Regions from separate parts of the Homo sapiens genome. Here region 1 is linked to region 2. A link is a contact called in ENCODE Hi-C or POLR2A ChIA-PET data. All regions are on one chromosome and are shown on one strand. The core of a region is the stretch at or near the end of the contact, and the rest is flanking DNA. Distances in the headings are between cores, read along the strand shown. Region 1 has its middle 14 kb from the start of LINC02970. Region 2 holds the start of PSMA7 (proteasome 20S subunit alpha 7).

Region 1 (4,073 bases), core at 332-2,831, 470 kb before region 2:
AACCCTGTCTCTACTAAAAATACAAAATTAGCTGGGCGTGGTGGCGCATACCTGTAATCCCAGCTACTTGGGAGGCTGAGGCAGGAGAATAGCTTGAACCTGGGAGCTAAAGTTTGCAGTGAACCGAGATTGTGCCATTACACTGCAGCTGGGGCAACAAGAGCGAAACTCCGTATCAAAAAATAAATAAATAAATAAAAAAGTATTAAAATTAATCTCATTTGTTTATTTTCCCTTTTGTCAGTATGGCTGCCAGCACAGGTAAACTTACATGCGTGGCTTTGCTACATTTTTACTGGACTCTGCTCTTCTAGATGCTCAGAACTCTTCGAAGCCTGCAGGTTTGAACACACCACCTAGCAGAAGCTCGGAAAGGGCGGCTTGCAGCCACACAGCTCCGCAGCTCCATTATCTGGTGCCCAGCAGGGGAGGGGGTGTGGCGTGTGAGTGGGCATGAGCGTGCACAGGTTTGTCGGCGTGTGTGTCTCTGTTTGGGGGGACTGTGTGTGGGTGTCCATGTCACTCTTCTGAGGCAGGGACAGTCTGGGCCGTGGTTCCTAGGATGGGACCAGAGGCCTCTCATCTCGCGCCGAAGAAACCCTGCAGATGAACAATCTGGTCTGGCATTTCAGAGACAGAGTGGCCCATCCCCCGACTGGCCCAGCATTTTGGGGATAGAGTGGGCTGTCTCCACTGACCCCCCGCTTTGTGGAAGGAAGCTCTGCTCACCAGCCAGGGGGCAAGAGGAGACGCTGCTCCCCGTGCAGAACCGGGGGCTGCTTTAGGTTCTTGGGTAGTGGGGCCCAGCCTGGAAGCTTCCTCTTTCTCTGGCCCCACAGTCAGCCCACACAGGATGGAGCCTTCAGGGAGGTCCCTGGTGGTCCTCCAGCCCTGGTGAGTCAGGAGCGTTGGGCGGGAAGGTCGGTCTGTGTGGCTGACCTGACACCTCCACCTGGGTGCATTTACCCGGGGGAGAGAATTCCTCCCCTCAGAGCCCCGGGGAGGGGCTGGGCTCTGGGGTTGCTGGCTGCTCCTGGCCTTAGCTGCCCGTGTCAAATGCCACATCCTGGGACCTCGTGATCTCAAAATTACTCAGACCTGGGACCCCCTTGTACAGGAAACGGCAGGTCATGTGGGGTCACCGGGGTTTCACAGTGAACTGTCATGGGGAACCAGAGTGGAAATATTTGCAAAGCCATCATTCTTTTCTTAGACAAAATCTCCCATCTTCTGCATGGGTGGGGCAGTTTTCCAAGGCATGACCTACGGATGTGGAGGGGGTTGGGGTTGTGACCTTTGGCTGGGGGCAGGTGGGGGTCAGGTGTGAGGCCAGACCTAGGCCTGGCCTCGAGTCTCTGCCCTATGCCATCTGTAAAATGGGCCCACGGATCCCTCCAGCCTCCTGGTCTCTGGGGGAGAAACAGACGAACCCTGTGGGGCTCTCAGGGCTGGCCGTGCAGGAGACAGGTCCTAGTGGGGCACAAACAGGAAGCCTGCCTGGGGTAGTGTCGGCTGAGGAGCCGCCACCCCTTCCTCCTCGTGTCTCACAGTGGGCCTGGCAGGCCGATTCGGGGCCTTCCCGGAGCTGCAGAGCCCTGGCATTGCTGAGTCACATCCGAGAACAGGAGGGTGGAGAACTCCCAGGCGGGGACAAGTGTCCTCAGGGTCTGCTGTCCCGCTGTGTGCCCGGAATGGCCTGACCCACCCACCTCCGGCTTCTCTCCCGGTTGTCACGTGAGACTGTGAGACCCCAAGGAGGCGCCAATGGCTTTTATTTCATCAAAATCTCGTGGATTTCAAGAAAGCAGAAGACCTGGGCCACTGTGGGTGTCACCCCTCCGGGTGCCCAAATTGGCTTTTCCTGGAGCCCCTTCCAGCGCCTCAGCTGGGCTCTGGAGTGACACGCAGAGTCACAGGTGCCCCAGGCTCACATCTTCATTGCTCAGTGATGTCTTGGCCCCAGGCAAGGCTGGGCCCCTAGGTGGCCTTGGGGCAGGGGACCCCACTGACCTCACTGACCACTGCCTCCTGGGATCATCCCAGTATGTGCTGGTGACTTCTGCATATGCTGCGGGCATTTTTCTATGCATAGACATATTATATTTTTGAAAATATAAGAAGGAATAAAAGGAAACACTCACCCAGATCCAGATCTCTGTAACTGCTGCATAAGCTGCCCCAGGCACTGTGGGGGCCCACCTGGTTCCTGCTGCCCATGAGGGAAGGAGGTCACCTGCAGGCCCACCTGGCCATTTGTCAGTCTTGGGGGCAGAAAGCCAACACCCTCGGGGTCTCATGAGAGCAGGGAGGGCCTCTAGCAAAGCCGCAGCTGACCACGGCCACACTTGTGTCCCTCGGGGCTGGCTGGGATCCGCAGCCACTGCGTTGCCCCATGGGAGGGAAAGACTCTTGCGGGCCCCGCTCCAGGGACGATGTCTCCATAACTCGGTGTAACTGGGAACCATTGAATCAGAGCACTTCTTTTTAAACGGTTTTCAGTCATGCTTGAGGGAAGGAGCCTGTTCTTCCACCGGTAGGTACAGCTGCCAAAGCTGACATCTCAGGGTCTTTTTTTAAAAAGTCTTTCTCGTAACTCTAATCAGTTCTGCATGCAGGAAGTCCAATTGGGCCTCACGTCACCACCAAATGCGTGGGGTTCCGGGAGGCACAGAGGCCCCAACAGCCCAATCCCTGCGTGGGGTCCACTCCTCTCCCTGCGGGTGTGGACCTGTGAAGTCCCCGGGGCCTTCCCACTGGCCTCCCAGGCAGTGCCTCTCCTGGCCATGAGAGGGCAGCCTCGCCCCTGCTGAGCCCAGGCACCCAGCGACCCCAGCTGGAATCTGCTGCTGTGTGGATGTCCGTCGGCCCCTGCTGGGAGCCCTCCTGGGACTCCTCGGAAACCAGCATCTCTGAGGAGGAACAGGAAGGTCTCTGATGAGCTATAGTCCCCACGGCCCTTGATGGGCACCCTGAGCAGGGTGGAGCAGCGGGGTGGATAGATTTGGGATCCCAGAACACTAAGGTGCAGGGAAGCTCAACTTCAGCATCTACCTGCAAGCTCCAGGTGCAGAGGTCAGAGGAGGCCCCCAGCACACGGGTAGGGGAGGCCCAGGTGCCTCTAATCAGTTCTGCATGCAGGAAGTCCAACTGGGCCTCACATCGCCACCAAATGCATGGGGATTACAGACGTGTGCCACCACGCCCTGCTAATTTTTGTATTTTTAGTAGAGACAGAGTTTTGCCATGTTGGCCAAGCTGGTCTCAAACTCCTGACCTCGGGTGATCTGCCTGCCTCAGCCTCCCAAAGTGCTGGGATTACAGGCTTCAGCCACCACCGCGCCTGGCCGGAAATACATTTTCTTTCCTTTTAAAAAACCAACACAAGTTCATTATAGAAGTTTAGAAAATAAGAATAAGTCAAGAGGCTGGAATAAAAGTTGCTTCTAATCCCACAGACCCTGAAAGATGGGGGCACTGGTTACCCAGGTGAATGAACAGCCTTACCACCATTTGAAACCATGACAGCATGTTTAGATTCTACTCATCACTTTGCCCCCTACCCACCAAAGGCCAGGACCCCTAACCCAGGAGGGCAGGAGAAGGGGGACTCCCTGACCAACTGGAATCTTGGGGGTAAGGGGCAAATGAAAGCATTGTTCATGCCTTTCAGAATGGGGACCCCTCCTCACTCTTACCCACCACGATCCCCAAGAGATCCAAGCCCAGCCCCAGGCAACGTGCCGGGTCGGCTGGTCGGTCTCTACTCTGCAGCCCCCATGATGTGACAGCGACCTGAGCCCGCACAGTGCTCAACATGTGATCGAGTGAAAGATCATAAAACACGCACCACGTTGGCTCATTTGACAGACATGTGCAGCATGAACATTATAAACACACTGGCGTGATGCAGATTCATGGCCTACACAGACAACAACATGCAGGAACATGTACACAGACAACAACACACAGAAACAACATGTACACAGACAACAACATGCAGAAACATGTACACAGACAACAACACACAGAAACAACATGTACACAGACAACGACACACCAAAACATGTACATGG
Region 2 (4,483 bases), core at 970-3,469:
TACACACTTTTACCTGGAGAATTTGGGGAGCTTCAATGGAACTGTGTGCGAAGTGCAAATAATGGGATAAACGTTGCAGCCAAAGGTAGCTTCAGGAACAATGACTGTTAAGCTCCAAAAAACCAGAGTGCCAGGAGATGCTCTGGGTTCCAACATTTGCCTCTGAGCCTAGAGCTTGACCTCCGCCTGGCCAAATGTTCCCAGATCAAGGGGCACCAACAGAGCAGACCCTGGAGCCACCGTATGGGATCGACACCTGGCTGTGCCACTTACCAGCAAGGCATTTAGCCCCCCTAGGCCTCAGTGTCCACTTACCAGCAAGGCACGGCCTCCCTAGGCCGCAGCCTCTTTAGCTATTAAACGGGATGCCAGTAGCTTCTATGAAGAATTGGATGAATCAAGATTTATAAAACCCCTAGAACAGTGTCTGGGATACGGTAAGCGCCACATAAGTGTTTACTAAGTAAATTAAAATGCCACACTTGTAAATCTGTATTTCTGCTATTCTCAATCTCTCCTGTTCAGAGTTGGCCAAGGTTCTCATTTGTTAAGACCATCAAATTTCTAAAACTAGCAACAGCAAAGGTAGTCTCAAAATAGGCGATAGATTTAGGACAACTTCCACAGGAGACTGGCACGTCATCAAGGAATAACAGCCTCAGTCAAGGTCAAGGTGAACCCCCTTAGGGAGACAAGCGGCTCCTGGGAACCTAGGAATACCACTGTTTATCCCTGCAATCCCACCAGGGTGAAGACGGAGTCAGAGTTTAGGAAAAAAAACCAATGTCATTCCAACAGATGTTGTGACAACTGAAACGGGTATGGCTAATGCTGATTTTCTTCCGAATCTGTCTTCTACAGAAAAAACAGCAGAAAATACAAAGTCTCAATTTCAAAACTTAGGGCTTTGGATAACGGTGTCCCAAACCCACATAAACGCTGTCTCTTGAAAACCACAAGGCCGAACTTACGGAGCTAGAAGAAAGGTTGTGGAGCAAATCCGTCAAGTTTGTTAGGCGAGGCGGCTGGCGAGGGTGTCACGCTGAAACCCGGCGTAGCCGCGAGGATACGGAGGGGGCGGTGCGCTCCCTACGGGGCCGGGCTGCGTAACGATGCCCCGCAAATGGGGATCGGGACGCGTCCTTCCGTGCCTCCATCGTTCGCGCCTCGCTCCAGGAGCAAGAGGGGCAGCCCCGGCCACAGTCCCCGCGGTCGCAAGTGCGCCCGGAGGCCGACCCGGGCCCCTCACCACTAACCAAAATGAGCGCAGAAAACGAGTACCGCCCGCCGTCGCCACCGAAGCTGGCTGCGGAGCGCGACAAGCCCTCGCCGCGGCTCCGGCCCCGAGGGGTCCCCGTGCGCCCGGCATAGCCCAGGACAGTTCCCAGCGCGCGCCGCGGACTCGGGGGACAGCGCGCTCGGGGGCCGGCAGCCTCCAGCGTCCGCCCGGCCCCCACCGCCCAGTGCCCCGGCCCGAGGGACCCGCGCGCCCCAACAAAGTTGGCGCAGGCTCTCCGGGGACCGCCCCCCACACGGCCGGGTGCCCGCCGGCGCGCAGGCGTGGGACGCGGGGAAGGGCACGGGGCCGCCGTCGGGGCTCGCGGCCGCCCGGCTGCGCCCCGGCTTTGTTCGCGCCCCGCGCCCGCCAGCTGCCCGCGCCCCGTCCCCGCGCGCGCCCGCCCGCAGACCCGCCGCCCAGCGCCGCCGCTCCGGCCCGGCCCACCTTCTGGATGGTTTGCTGCGTAACCTCCCCTTTGCCTCTTGGCCGGGCAGACGCGAAGGCCACGGACATGGTGGCGGCGCGGGGCTCAGCCCGTGGTCATCGAGGTGGATACTCCGGCTGCGCTGGGCGGCCCGAGGCGCTCATTATCCGCAGTCGCGGAGGGGGGGAAGGGGGCGGGAGCGCGGGGGGCGCCGCGTCGTGGGCTCGTCCGCCCCGTCGCCGTCGCCGCGCCTCCGGGCCCGCGGCGCCGCCGCTCCGCCCTGCAGAACGGTCTGCGGCCCAGTGCCGAACGGTGGCCCCCGGCGACCCCCTCGCACCCAGCGCCCGGCCCTCGCCGGAGCACCGCCTCCCACCCCCGGCCACCGGTGGTTCGGCCTGACCCCGCCCCGGCGCGCGCCATCACGTCCGCCCGACGCCGCCTGACGCTGCCCGTCGCCGCCTGACGCCGCCCGTCGCCGGCAGCGCAGGACACGGCGCCGAGGGTGGGGCGCGGGCGTAGTGGCGCCGGGAGTCGCGGGTGCGCGCGGGCCGTGAGTGTGCGCTTTTGAGAGTCGCGGCGGAAGGAGCCCGGCCGCCGCCCGCCGGCATGAGCTACGACCGCGCCATCACCGTCTTCTCGCCCGACGGCCACCTCTTCCAAGTGGAGTACGCGCAGGAGGCCGTCAAGAAGGGCTCGACCGCGGTGAGGCGGCGGGGCCTGCGCGGGGCCGGGGACGCGGGCGGAAGTGGGGCTGGGGAGCCCAGAGAGGGCCGGGGCCGGGCGCGGCGCTGTGGGCGCCCGCGGGCGTGCGCGGGGCAGCGGCGCGGGCGGTCAGGGCTGTAGCTGAGCGCGGGCCCCGCTGCCGGTCTCCACGAGTGCCTGCAGAGGCGGCGTTTGGCGTGAGCCGCGAGCGCTCGTTCTCCCCACTCAGCGCCTCGCTTGGGGCCCGGCCTCGCGTGGGGCCCCGGGCACGGGGGCCGTGACGACGCCATCTTGAGCACCCCTGGCCCCGGCCGGGCGCGTGGGTCGCGCCGCCGCCCCGGCGAGCAGAGGCCGGGCGAGGGCCGCTCTGGGCCGCGGAGCGCGGGGGGTAGGCCGTGCGCTCGCTGGGGGGCTGTTCACGCAGCCGGGTGGCTGGGGAGCGAACTACTCAAACCCCCCTTATGGGGACCCCCACCCGCTCCGGGGCAACACTTATTCTCTAGGCCCAGGTGGGCTTCGAGAACAAAGCGGCTCGCTGGCCTGGCCGGTGGCGGGCGCCTCCCAGGTCTCCGCACTCTGCCGGGAGGAGCCTTCCCGGGGCCGGGCTGCAGCCGCCCGGGTCAGGACTGGTTTGGACGCGGCCGTTTCGTTTTGACGAGGGCTCGTGTACATTGACCTTAGTGACATTGTTTGAAACTTAAATTCGTACCATCAAGACGTGTCAGTTTAATTGGTCAGTCTGTGAGATCGTTATTCTTTTATCATCTGGTATTCAGAGGTTTGAGCAGGCAGAGAAAGCAGCACACACGGTTCTGTAAATTTTGATTTGTTTTCATTTTCTGAATCTTTGTTTTGAAATGAAGGCCCAGTATTCATCAGGTGATCTAACTCAGCTTAAAGAGGACTAGGAGTCGGCTGACCCCTGTACCCACCCCAATACTGCCACCCCCGCCAGCTGGCCGCCGCTGGCTTTAACGAACCCATATAGCTTCTCTGGGCCTCGAGTCAGTCGAAGGTCAAGTGAGTCAGTACCTGAGAAAGCTCCCAGAAAACCCAAACACTTCAGATCAATACTTCTCAGCCAGGGATGGTTTTGGGCCCACACGGAGCCACTGGCAGTGTGTGGAGACTTTTCCAGTGGTAAGACCTTGCAGAGGTGCTCTTGGCATTTGGAGGGTAGAGGCCAGGGACGCTGCTCAATATCCCACCCGTGCTCAGGGCGGCAGGCACAGGGAGATCCCCCTGCCCAGGTGCTCACAGTGCTGAGCTGGAGAAGCCCTGCTCTAAACCAGGAGGCGCTGTTTATCCCAATGATGGTTCCCTTTGTTTCTGGCTTGACTCGGGTTGACTGTCAGTGATTGTTCATGCTTTTAATAACAGCCATATCCTTCTCCAGCATCAGCCATAAACAGTTTGGGATAACACTTGACACCTTGTCCACTGACGGCAAATCAGGCCCCTTCTCATGGCTGTCACATGAGTATGTCACAGTGCAGGAAACAGTGCATTGTGGCTCAATATAATTTCACAACTACAGAAACACTGCCTTCAGAACACCAGACTTGAGTGAAAGTCTCAGGCTTCCAGGCTTTGCATGGGACTGATTCATTGGGTTGAAAGGAAACACATGCCGATTATATAATGGTTACTTACTAGCTATGTTGTAACTAAAACTACATCTCAGTATTTGAAAGGCCCAGGTTGGGCACCTAGGTGAGCACGCCTGGGCTAGCTCTACCAGCAGTAGATGAATACCCCTGGGTTTGCAGGATGTGGTGCCAGCCACAGTGACAGACAAGTAGAGGAGAAAGGGGTGTGGGTGAACGCACCTTCCAGTGGGAGCTGCTACCCGGAGTACGTACCCCCCAGGACCCAGGTTCAGATCTGCTCCTACTGCTCGCTGCCTGGCAGTAGAACCATGTATCACTTTTTTGGGAGGATAGGGTGGGGTGAGGGGACAGGGTCTTGCTGTCTCTGTCTCCCAGCCGTCATGGCTCACTGCAGCCTCCACCTTCCAGGCTCTAGCGATCCTCCCACCAGCCCCCACAGTAGCTGGGACTACAGGCTTCAGCCACCAC

Evidence for each region. Hi-C counts contacts between places; a loop is a spot of excess contacts on that map. ChIA-PET counts read pairs that join two places held with the same protein, here RNA polymerase II (POLR2A). Pooled maps may share reads with other maps.
Region 1: a pooled map shows a loop between it and region 2 (6-fold over the local background). The contact joins the enhancer-like site here to the promoter of PSMA7 in region 2. A Hi-C loop is called at or near these places in 3 of 37 single-sample maps with no recorded cell type and 8 of 50 pooled maps. POLR2A ChIA-PET finds 5 or more read pairs at or near these places in 1 of 52 experiments (H1).

What each region holds. Positions count from the first base shown.
Region 1 is chr20:62,615,744-62,619,816 of GRCh38, reverse strand. No RefSeq gene overlaps it. Among named protein-coding and RNA genes, the nearest start is that of LINC02970, 14 kb to the right of the region's middle. RefSeq lists enhancers at 1,146-1,195, 2,863-3,012. Within about 2 kb of position 1,581, at least 28 of the 41 ENCODE cell types and tissues checked have a DNase peak (open chromatin) inside an H3K27ac peak, as active enhancers do.
Region 2 is chr20:62,141,130-62,145,612 of GRCh38, reverse strand. PSMA7 (proteasome 20S subunit alpha 7) reads left to right here and starts at 2,219. Exons shown (of 7, transcript NM_002792.4): 1 at 2,219-2,405. The coding sequence starts at 2,310. It overlaps SS18L1 (SS18L1 subunit of BAF chromatin remodeling complex), which reads right to left and starts at 1,844. Exons shown (of 11, transcript NM_198935.3): 1 at 1,724-1,844. The coding sequence starts at 1,792. RefSeq lists silencers at 1,368-1,417, 1,448-1,507, 1,628-2,337, 2,378-3,017.